4 separate regions of the Homo sapiens genome follow, and all the other regions are linked to region 1. A link is a contact called in ENCODE Hi-C or POLR2A ChIA-PET data. All regions are on one chromosome and are shown on one strand. The core of a region is the stretch at or near the end of the contact, and the rest is flanking DNA. Distances in the headings are between cores, read along the strand shown.

Evidence for each region. Hi-C counts contacts between places; a loop is a spot of excess contacts on that map. ChIA-PET counts read pairs that join two places held with the same protein, here RNA polymerase II (POLR2A). Pooled maps may share reads with other maps.
Region 2: a loop to region 1 is called in a pooled map, with 5 times the contacts of the local background. The contact joins the promoter of FAM227A here to the promoter of GCAT in region 1. A Hi-C loop is called at or near these places in 1 of 37 single-sample maps with no recorded cell type and 6 of 50 pooled maps. POLR2A ChIA-PET finds 5 or more read pairs at or near these places in 2 of 52 experiments (activated CD4-positive, alpha-beta T cell and activated CD8-positive, alpha-beta memory T cell).
Region 3: a loop to region 1 is called in a map of CD8-positive, alpha-beta T cell, with 4 times the contacts of the local background. The contact joins the promoter of TPTEP2-CSNK1E here to the promoter of GCAT in region 1. A Hi-C loop is called at or near these places in 1 of 168 maps with a recorded cell type or tissue (CD8-positive, alpha-beta T cell), 1 of 37 single-sample maps with no recorded cell type and 11 of 50 pooled maps. POLR2A ChIA-PET finds 5 or more read pairs at or near these places in 2 of 52 experiments (BJ and HEK293T).
Region 4: a pooled map shows a loop between it and region 1 (4-fold over the local background). The contact joins the promoter of JOSD1 here to the promoter of GCAT in region 1. A Hi-C loop is called at or near these places in 1 of 37 single-sample maps with no recorded cell type and 8 of 50 pooled maps. POLR2A ChIA-PET finds 5 or more read pairs at or near these places in 1 of 52 experiments (HepG2).

Annotation. Positions count from the first base shown.
Region 1 is chr22:37,806,556-37,809,255 of GRCh38, reverse strand. GCAT (glycine C-acetyltransferase) reads right to left here and starts at 1,322. Exons shown (of 9, transcript NM_014291.4): 1 at 1,093-1,322. The coding sequence starts at 1,288. H1-0 (H1.0 linker histone) reads right to left here. Exons shown (of 1, transcript NM_005318.4): 1 at 1,824-2,700. RefSeq lists a silencer at 1,218-1,507.
Region 2 is chr22:38,655,076-38,657,775 of GRCh38, reverse strand. FAM227A (family with sequence similarity 227 member A) reads left to right here and starts at 1,384. Exons shown (of 17, transcript NM_001013647.2): 1 at 1,384-1,656. It overlaps CBY1 (chibby 1, beta catenin antagonist), which reads right to left and starts at 1,138. Exons shown (of 5, transcript NM_015373.4): 1 at 1,026-1,138.
Region 3 is chr22:38,397,539-38,400,238 of GRCh38, reverse strand. It overlaps TPTEP2-CSNK1E (TPTEP2-CSNK1E readthrough), which reads left to right and starts at 1,324. Exons shown (of 15, transcript NM_001289912.2): 1 at 1,324-1,801. It also overlaps the pseudogene TPTEP2. RefSeq lists a silencer at 1,267-1,546 and an enhancer at 1,812-2,595.
Region 4 is chr22:38,699,677-38,702,376 of GRCh38, reverse strand. It overlaps JOSD1 (Josephin domain containing 1), which reads left to right and starts at 1,434. Exons shown (of 5, transcript NM_001360236.2): 1 at 1,434-1,577; 2 at 1,759-2,574. The coding sequence starts at 2,390. RefSeq lists a silencer at 968-1,927.

The DNA.
Region 1 (2,700 bases), core at 73-2,572:
GAAAGTTCACACAGCCTGGGAAAGGCAAAAACAGGATGAGAACTTGGGTCTCCTAATTTCCCATCTTTTGACCGGCTCTAAGCTTCCCCTGAGGGAGAGAAGGGATTACCTGGGACCTCTGTTTTACAAATGAGTGCAACAGCACCAAGGGTTCTATGCCTATTTCCTGGGCAGAAGGCAGCTTTGGGAGCTTGTTGATGATTACCACTCACCTGAGGCCTGACACGAATAAGTCAGGTGTAACCACTGGTTAGAGTGAAATGAGGGAGGGCTGGGAGTGGTGGCTCACGCCTGTAATCCCAACACTTTGGGAGGCTGAGGCGGGAGGATCACTTGAGGTCAGGAGTTCGAGACCAGCCTGGCCAACATGGTGAAACCCAGTCTCCACTAAAAATACAAAAATTAGCCGGGTGTGCTGGCACGTGCCTGTAGTCCCAGCTACTTGGGAGGCTGAGGCATGAAAATCGCTTGAACCCGGGAGGCAGAGGTTGCAGTGAACCGAGATCTCGCCACTGCACTCCAGCCTGGGCGACAGAGCAAGACGAGACTCCATCTCAGAAAAAAAAAAGGAAAGAAAGAAATGAGGGAGACCTGGCAGGGCCAACTCATCATGTGATTTCTGTGGCAGCCCTGGGACCCCTTGCTTGCTATGAGTTTACCCAGCAAGCTGTCCTCTCTGGCCAGTCAGGCAATGTTCCAGCTCCAATATTCCAGCGCTGCCTGCAGCTAGCTGGGGGCTTTTGGGCAAGCCATTTCACATCTGTGGATTTCAGCCTCTTCGTTTGTAAAGTGGAATTAGTCATTCCTGCGTCTAGAAGTTAGCAGGAGTTCACGTGCAGCAACAATTGGTAGAGACCTTCACAAAGGAGCCGCTCAAGAAATGCGGGTTTTCTTGCTGGGCAAATCGCCTCCCTCCGTCAAAAGGGTTTAACCAGGCAAGAGTCAATATTAGGAAGCCATAAAGTCGCCCTGAGAGATGCGAAGGGGAACAGTAGCTAAGAGTGTAGGAGCCGCCCACCCCCACCTCCAGGACCTCCATTCCAGCGCAAGCTCGGGAAAGGTCTTGGAACGACTCCCGGAACGGAGCGTTACCTCCGGAGACGCCGTCCACGCGGATGTGCGGCCCCTGACGGGACGTGATGACCCGCTCACTCTTCCAAGTGCCAGCTCCGCGGATGCCTTCCAGCTCCCCCTCCAGAATGCCACGCAGCTGGGCCAGCGCTGACTGTGCGCGGCGGCCGCGGGGCACCCAGAAGAGTGCGGCGCGCCAGGCGTTCCCAGGCCACATCGCTCCTACCTCGCCCGAGCGCGCCTGCCTGCCTGGGAGCCGTGCGCATCGCGGACGCAGCCTGGTCGCGTGGCCGGGGGCCGGGCTCCAGCAGCCAATCGGAGCTAGGGGGGCTCGCTTAAAAAGGCGGGGAGGCGGGCCTAGGACGGGTGGGCGGGGCCTGGCGGGATCCGCCAGGGACCGAGAGGCTTGACTTGTAAGTTGAGACTGCCGAAGTCCGGATGGCAGAGGGGAGGGAAGGGGGCGGAGGAAGTCGCGTCAGGGCCAAGCCCACCAGACTCCCCACCGCATTCCCACGTACTCACCTCTCGGCCGGAAATGGGGTACCCTCTGGACCCCAAAGGCAGAAGCCTAGAAGCCGGCTAAGGCACGTTCCGCAGCCTCCGGGACTAAGGATTCCTGGCTTCTGTCCAGCTCCTGAACCCTCCCCCGCCATTCTCAGGTGCAAACGCCCCAGATGTCCCCACTGCCTGCCCGCCTAACCGCTCCGCATTCATTCTCCAGTCTTCAAAGTGAGGAAAAATACACCGCTCAGTTTCTCCCTTTTCCAATTTATTTTAAAGTTTTAAAATTACAAAGACAGCAAAATTTTCCCGGCACAAGTAACACTTGTTTAAAAAAGGGGGTGGGGGGGGGACGCGCAAGTGCGCGATTTTTCTATTTTATTAAAAATAAGAGAAAGACAACTGTACAGGTTTTTTCTCCCAGCTCCCGGGTGTGAAACTAAGTACTAGCCCTAGATATGTATATATACACAAACACACACATGCACACAGATCTAGCTCTGTAAAACTACTTAGCAAATCCCAAATCGACTGCAGTAAGTCTTACTATCCACTGCCCGCCCACTCCCCCTCCCCCTCCCGCAGCTACAACTACTTATAATAAAGGACTCAAAAAGAGATCGGGAGGTTTTAAGTGGCCGCAGCCCCACCAAACCAAGCAAAGACACCTCTTGTACAGGAGGAACAAAAATCCAGAGGAAAAGAAAAGTCTTCCTAGGACACAATCCATCGATTGCGTGGAAAAACCTAAGTTTCAACAGGGCACACTGAGGCACTTGGCTGACTCCCCACCCTTCCCCTGAAGTTTTCACTCCGGTTTAACAAGAGAATTTGCTGAAGCCACAAAGATCCCCCAATGGCTACATCCTAGCTGACTGGGAGAAACTATGGCTTCTCCCATCCAGCTGTCACTTGGACCCCACTCCCCTTCCCTAAGAAAATAGGGAGGCCGAAAGCGCAAACTAACAAAAATGAGAAGGAAACTGGGTTTGGGCCCCCACTGCTCACCACTGGGAGGTGGAAGTCAGCCCGGTGGCGGTTTTTTTCCCCCTCCTTCCTTTGCCGGCTGGCTGCTCCCTACCACCTCTCTCCTGCTGGCCAAAGGTTCTGAAACTCTCACAACGGGTG
Region 2 (2,700 bases), core at 135-2,634, 850 kb before region 1:
AACAAGTTTAGGGGCCTGGCTCTCCCCTTCAGTTGCCTGCTAGACCTTGGCCCAGCTGCTTTACTTCTCGGGCTTTAACTGGGCACCTTACTCATGACCGCACTAATTCTCATAACACTACAGCTGGGAGCTGTCATCCATGTATTACAGATGAGGAAGGGTCTGGATTAGCTACCTTTTAAGTCAGATCTAATAATCCACAAACAGCTCAGCTGAGATCCTGGGATTCTGGGGCATCCGCGTGCACTTGAGATACAAGCTGTCCCACTGGCCCATGGCAACCTTCTTTCTAGTGAAACTCCCAGGGCGAGCGTGCTCCGCACACAGGAAGTGAAGGGGGAGCACCTGGCTTCCAATGATCACTCTGCGGCTCACCCACAGTGGGACCCCAGCATTTATCCCCCTTGGACTTCGGCTTCTTTCTTTGCACTGAGGAATAATAATAGTACCTGGCTCACAAGATGTTATAGTGTTTTAGTGTTTATAGGAAGCTGTGCACTTGATCCTCACAACGACCCTGGGAAGAGGATCGAGTAAGTAGAGCCTTCCCAGTCCACAGATACTGATACTAATCACTAATCATTGTGTAAAGGTTTTCCGTTTGCAACAGGCCATAAAATATATTATCTTACTTTAATTCTAAGAAAACAAGGGCGGAATCTCTGGTTTTCATCGGATTCTCAAAGATATACGTGTCCCCCAAGGAGTTCAGAGGTAGCCATGTTACGCAGATGCACGGCCCCCAGGGCTGTCGGACTCAAGTAACAGCTGTCAACAAACGTTCACACGCACGATCTCATGCAATCATCTTCACGGCGACCTACGGGGAGGAATTACCGCCCCAATTCACAACCGCGGAGACACACAGAGGAGGGCGGCCACCGCCCGGGGTCGCCCGGCCTCCGTCCCCTTCCCCAGGCCCTCCTGAAGCCTCTCTCCAGGCGAGGCCCGGACGTCCTACTCAGCTCGGGCCCCCGAGTGAACCCAGGCAGCGCTGGCCGGCGACGCCGGACTCGGAGACGTACCTGACGCGTCCCAGAAGCCGGGGTCCAAGCGCTCCCCGAACCCCCAGCAAGGACTCTGTAGCCCAGAGTTACCTTGACCCACCCGCCTCCTGCCGCCTGCCCGCCACGCGCATGCGCTGCCCCGCCCGGCCTCTACCACCGAGGAAAGGGGTAACCGGCGCGGGGGTTCCCAGCGCCAGCCTGCGCCAATCCCCAGAAACTCCGTGAATCACCTCGGGATAGCAAACGGATTATACAAAGGCAGTGTCTTCTGGGGTCCTTTTCATGCCTCTAGGACCAGGACCTGCATTCACCCTCTCCACTGACACATTGGTCTGGGCCCCCGGCCCGGCTGTCACCATAGAAACGGCATCTCGCGGACAACGCGGCGGCTCACGAAGGTTCCATTGTTATGCTAAACGGGAAAGTGGAGACCGCGCCGGCGTTGCCTAGAGAACGCCTGGACTCAGAGTAGCAAAATGGGCCTCTCCCCAACTCCCCTCCTCATCCCCCAGCACAAGGCAAAGGGCACCCCTTGCTGTGAGTTTGGGGGCACCGGCTGTCGGGGGCCGACCCAGAACTTTGCGGGGTCCCCTGAGGGACCCGTGGCGGGACCGGCCCCGGGTTCGTCAAATTCCGCCGATGCTTTCAGGTAAGACGGACGGACAGACGCACCATGACCCACCTCTGGCAGCCTGCCCCCTCCCCGTGCCGTTATGGCGGCTTCTACAAGCAAGGGAAGCTGAGGCCCAGGGACTACTTAAAGGTTGCATTGTGAGGAAGGGACAGAGAACTACTGGAGAATCAACTCCAGATCTCCTAGAGTCCTAAAAGCGTGTGTTATTGGTTCCGTCTGATAAGTGCAGAAACTTAGGCCGTTCAAGGAGTTTACCGGCTGCCTAGTGGGTGTATCAGGGCATCCAGTGAGGGGCAGGACCCAGGGGTCTTTGACTCCAAGCGCAGTTCTCTTCCAACTACACCACCCTGCATTAAAAGAGGGGAGACTTCCATGTCCTAGAACTAAAATCTTCACAATCTGGCTTAGCATTGTGCAATAGAAACATAAAGCAGGCCACATATGTGATTTGGAATTTTCTAGTAGCCACATTTTTTAAAAAGTAAAAAAGAAAGCCAAGTGAAATTAATTTGAGTAATGTTTTAAACTCCATATGTCCAAAACATTACTATTTCAAGATATAATCAGTATTTCTAAATTTGCACTGCTTCCATTTAAAAATTTAATTTTTTTTTTTTTTAAGACAGAGTCTCACTCTGTTGCCCAGGCTGGGATTGCAGTGGCATGATCTCGGCCTCCCGGGTTCAAGCGATTCTGCTGTGTTCACCTCCCAAGTAGCTGGAATTACAGGCACCCACCACCATGCCCGGCTAATTTTTTGTATTTTTAGTAGAGATGGCGTTTCACCATGTTGGCCAGGCTGGTCTCGAACTCCTGACCTCAGGTGATCTGCTTGACTCGGCCTCCCAAAGTGCTGGTATTACAGGTGCGGGCCACTGCGCCTGGCCAAAATTTGAATTAATTAAAATTAAAATTTTACTCTTGGCTGTTCTATCTATGGAGTAGCCATTCTTTTATTGCTTTACTTTAAAAAAATTTTACTTTTTTTTTTTTTCGAGACAGAGTCTCGCTCTGTCGCCCAGGCTGGAGTGCAGTGGCATGATCTTGGCTCACTGCAAC
Region 3 (2,700 bases), core at 75-2,574, 590 kb before region 1:
ATACTAAAAGTGATCAATATCAGTGGACTTGAGTGAAAAAAAATTCACCCAATTTAGTTTTTTAGTGCTGGCCTAAGAATCTACCGGCACTGCTAATTAATTGTGAGTAATTGATTGGCTTCCTTTTTAAAAAAGACTAACCAGACCATATGGGGGGTTAGTAGTTATATATAAAATGACAGCAAAACATGACACTTGGCAAATTCTTCCCCTTTGCTGAGCTGTCTTCTCAAATTCCTTTTCCTATTTATTAAGATTGCATTGCTCACCAGCTCCGGATCGTTTCTGTAGTGCGTTCTTTCTTTTGATTTAGGAAATAGATATTTTAAATGCTTTTCTTGATGTGTTTTAAAGTTTTTTCATTTTGGATATGCCGAAGGCCAGTAAAAAAACAAATATTTGGCTATTTTGTTGGTAGCGACTTGCATAGATCCATTTCACATTTGCATTAGTTTGCATTTTGGGGTAGAAAAATTGTGGATATGTTTGTTATGTCTGTGGTTCCTCGAGGCTTACTTAAAATGGGGAAATATCACAGGCCTTAGGAATCAGGATTTTTTTTGTCCTTTTTTTCAGTAAGAAAAAAAAAACAGTTGGGAAACGATTTAAATGAGTTGTGCGTAGGGAGGAGGGGAAAGGGTAGCGGTTTTTTGTTTTTTTTTGTCCCCGGTTTCCTCCAAATGGATTTCTATCAAAACCAAGTAGATTCTTGGAACCTAGTCTAAGTTTAGAAATCTCAAGTTAGAATAGCGCAAGCCCAGTCCTTTCAGAAAAAAAAAAATCAGAACAATTAAATAGCTTTCTGAAGATACTCATTTAAAAACTTTATCTTCTCGACCTTCCTCACGCTTGAAGAAAATCTGAGGTGTTTTTCGCGCACAGCTGCCTTCTAACCCGCGAGCAACGGCGTTAAGGTTTTGTTTGTAATTCGGGGTGACCCAGGAGTTCGGGCCGCGGGCCCCTCCCCTCGCCCGGGCACACCTTGCAGAGGAGGGGGCGGCGGGGACGGGACCCGGGTCTGCGCCTGCGCACACCCTCGCGGCCCCCCCCGCCCCCCCCGCCGGGTACCTGTCACGGCTACCGCCGCGGCGCTCGCCCGCCACGTTAAATCGGATGGCGGGAGTAGGGGTATGGGGCGGGGGGCGCGGGGAGGGTGGCACGGCGCGTGCGTGCGCGGGAGTCGCCGAGCGATAACTGGGAGTGCGCGCGCTCGCCGCTCGCTCGCGTCCCGGAGGCGGAGTCTGTGGCGGGGGGCGGAGCGGGGGCGGGCCTATGCTAGTCACGTGGGCGCGGGGGCGGGGTGGGGCGGGGCGGGGCGTCTCCGAGCGGCGGGCCGAGGGAGGGCGCAGCAGCTGCTCCCTGAACACTTTCTGACCCAACAGTCCCCCAGCGCCGGACGCGCCGCGCCCTGGCGGCTCTAGGGACCCCCCCCGCGCCTGCACTTAGCCCCGCGCCCGAGGTGAGCCCGGCCCCTAAATCCTCCGGGCGGGGGTGGGGGTGCGGGACGCTCCTTTTTTGTTGGGGGTCTTGGAGGCGCGAAGGCACTAGGCGCCTCGGCAGATGGCTGCACCCCTCGCTTGCGGCTCCCCGTGTCTTTTGGGGGGCCGGGTGCGGGCGCGGAATCCGGGAGGTGTCCGCACAAAAGGCCGAGAAAACTGCGCGAGGCCTCCCTCCCTCCGCCCTCCCCGCCCCCTCCCCTCCGCGCCCGCTCCTCCTCTTTCAAACCCGGCCGGCCCGAGTGGAGTCAGCTCAGTCCCGGCAGCCGCCGCGCGAGGAAATGGCCGAGGGGCCGGAGCCACAGGTAAAGGGGGGCGCCCCCCGCCCGCGCCAGCCGGGGCGCCCGCCTGGTCCTGCGGAGGCTCCCGCGCCGCCCCCGAGGCGCCCGGCTCTCGTTGTCTTGTCCCCCCCCAGGATGACCTCAGTTCCCCGTCTCAGCTTTCTAGCTGCTCTTTCTAGGGCGCCCCCTCCCCAGCCGGCTCCTGCGCTTCCGCTGGCGGGAAGGTGCGGGCGATCCCGGGCTGCATCCGCTCTTGGCCGTCACACTCACGCCGCACGATTCAGAAGGGCTTGGGGTGCGGGGTTCCCTGAATCTCCGCCGGGAGCGGGGGTCCGGGGGTCTGCGGGGGTGGGCGGTGGGGGGCTGTTCCGAAAAGTTGGGTCGCCCCGCGGGGCGGGTCTCCCAATTTGCCCAGTCGGCCCTTGGGGCGCGGGCGGAGGGGGGACGTTGGCGTAGGGTCCCCCGCGATACCCCGGGAAGGGCCGGGGGAAGTTGGAAATGGCCAAAACAATGCGTCGGGACAGGCTTCCCCCGTAAACAATGGCCGGGACGGTCCACACGGGCCAGGCGGAGGGCGCGTCTAAGGGACCGCGGGAGGGGCTGGGCCTCTCCGCGGACCCCGAGGTGCGCCGGGTGACTCCCTCGGGTGCCCAAAAATCTGTCCCCGGGAGTCCTGGGGCGCCTGCTTATCCCTGAGCAGGGATGCACGGGGCTGCGTTTCCTGGATGTGTGCGATAAGGTGGCTTTTTTTTCCCTCCTCTAATTTTAAAGATTTTTCTTAAGTCTTAATGTTCTATAAACACTTAAAGAATATCTTTACAACTCAATTGTAGTGGAACACCCAAAGGCAGCTGGAAGCAGAACTGGGAACTCTAAAGGGCAGGAAGGATTGAAATGCTAGCCCAAAAGTGCTGCTGCTTTTT
Region 4 (2,700 bases), core at 185-2,684, 890 kb before region 1:
CCCGTCTCTACTAAAAATACAAAAATTAGCCGTGCGTAGTGGCAGGAGCCTGTAATCCCAGCTACGCGGGAGGCTGAGACATGAGAATCGCTTGAGTCCAGGAGGTGAAGGTTGCAGTAAGCCGAGATCGCCCCGTTGCAATTCAGCCTGGGCGACAAAAGTTAAACTCCATCTTAAAAAAAAAAAAAAAAAAAAAGGCCGGGCACGGTGGCTCACTTCTGTAATCCCAACACCTTGGGAGGCCAAGGCGGGTGGATCACCTGAGGTCGGGAGTTCGAGACCAGCCTGACCAACATGAAGAAACCCCTCTACTAAACACACAAAATTAGCCGGGCGTGGTGGCGCATGCCTGCAATCCCAGCTACTCGGGAGGCTGAGGCAGGAGAATTGCTTGAACCCGGGAGGCGGACGTTGCGGTGAGCGGAGATCATGCCATTGCACTCCAGTCTGGGCAACAAGAGCGAAACTCCGTCTCCAAAAAACAAAACAAAACAACTAAATTTGAAGTGCAACAGTTTCTTCTCGTTTTTCCAGTTTTACAGAAAACCCAAAAGAAGGGCAGCTAAGGTGGATAATGATGCCTACCACGCACCCTAAGAGTAGGTAAAGGGGAAAAAATGAAATCCACGTGGGACTGCGAGTAGTTTTCGCCTTTTCCCGAAGACGCACACAATGCGCTTAGGTATACCTCGCGCAGAGGTCTCTGCAGAGAGGAAAGCCACCGTGAGAAGAGCGGGGAGCCCCCAGGCAAGAAGGCAGTGGCTTGTGTGTAGTGAACCGAAATGCGACACCAAGGAACTGCAACAGGATTCTCCTTTCCACTTGAAATGTGACTCCCAGCGAGACACCTACCCTTGACGCTCCCTGGACAGTGCGGCACGGTCGGGCCCACTAACCAAGGCAATTTGCGCCCGACCGAATCAGGTGCTTCAAAATCCCCCCTGGTGAGCCGCGCGTTAACCACACATAAAACAGTCAACGCAGAAGGAGCGAGAACGTTCGGCCGAAAAGCCCGGCACAGAGAAGGGAGGGGTGCTGAAAGCCGCGGACTGCAGCCGCTGGCCTGGCTGCCGCCCCGAAACAACGCCCACGCCCGGGAGAAGGGCAGGCTGGCGTCCAGGTAGGACTCCCTCAGGCCGCCCCGCCAGGGGCCGCGCCGAGCGGAGCGGCTGGACCCCAACCCTGCCGGCCGCCGCCGAGGTGCGCAGCCCGCAGCCCCACACCCACGGCCTTTGCAACACCCCAACCGTTGAACTGCGCCCCTACACGCCCGGCGTCTGCGGCTCCCAGGCCGGTGCCGATGACGTCAGACTTACGTCAGGCGTGACGCCACGGCTGGGAGGAGTGAGGACGGCGCGGGAGGGCGTTTCCGGAGCACGCGCCGGGCGGGGGCCGCTGACGTCGGGCTCAGGTGCGCGCGCCCGCCCGCACGGCCCAGTTGGCGGCGCGCACTCCAGGTGGCGGCCGGCTGCGGTGAGGGGACCGCCAGCGGCGAGCAGTCCCGGCGGCCCTGGGGTCTGCGGCCGGGGGCGCGGCGGGAGGGCGTCTGGGCCTGCGCTCACGTGACGGGCGGGGAGGTTTGTGTAGGGGCTGCGAGCCGGGTGGGCGCGGGCCCGGGAGCGCGAGGCTGACTGTCCGGCCCCACCCCTCGCGGGCCAGCCCTTCGCCGCGCGGAACCTTCCCTCGGGCAGGGGCCGGCCCCGCCGCTCACTTCCCGCGCCCGCTCGCCGCTGACCGGAGTTGTCTCCTCCTCCGCAGGGCCGCGGCCAGAGGGCTAGAATCCGCGCCTTCCGAGGGAGCCGCGCCCTGCGGGCCCCACCGTACCCGAGGGGATGGAGGGCTGCCCCCGAGGCCCCCGCGCGGCTCGCGGTCCCACGCCTGCCGGCCCGCGCTAGCTACTCGACTCGTGCGCTAAATTTATCCGTCACCCAGGCCTTGTCTCCCGAGTCATTGGCGTCGTGGTTCAAAAGAAATGGAAGAAAAGGAGCGATGTGACCGATTGTGTTCGGTCCTCCTGCTTTGAGGCCTGGCATTTGCAGAGGGAAACAGCAAGAAAATCGTGGGGATTTTGGAGGGGGGTGGGAGGGAAGGGTGGGGAAACGGAAACAAGGTCTTACATTTTATGTGTTTTTTTAAATTCTGCACTTTGACAGTGGTAGCAAAATAAAAGTAATCCAAAAGTTATTTTTCTATTGAGAAGAGAGAAGAGGTGGGTTTTATTTTTTTCCTTTTGATTCCAATCTTTTCTCCCAGTGACAAAGCATAAATCATGGACACCAGAGAATAAGGTGGACCTCAGGAATCCGGAAAAGACTGAGAAGCTTACATTCTTCCTCTAGAGGGAAGAGTGGGGTGTTTATAGCCATCTCTGGAACCTAAAACAAAAAACATGAGTTGTGTGCCATGGAAAGGAGACAAGGCCAAATCTGAATCATTGGAGCTGCCCCAGGCAGCACCCCCACAAATCTACCATGAGAAACAGCGCAGGGAGCTTTGTGCCCTCCACGCCCTCAATAACGTCTTCCAGGACAGCAATGCCTTCACCCGGGATACGCTGCAAGAGATTTTCCAGAGGTAGGGGACCCTTCTCCTTGGCATCTTGATACTGATATTTCTGGATTTCTGTGGGTGGGGCAGTGTCTCAGCTTCATAAACCTTCAAAGCTGTAGGTATTAGCTAGATTGCGTTAGCAGGTATAAG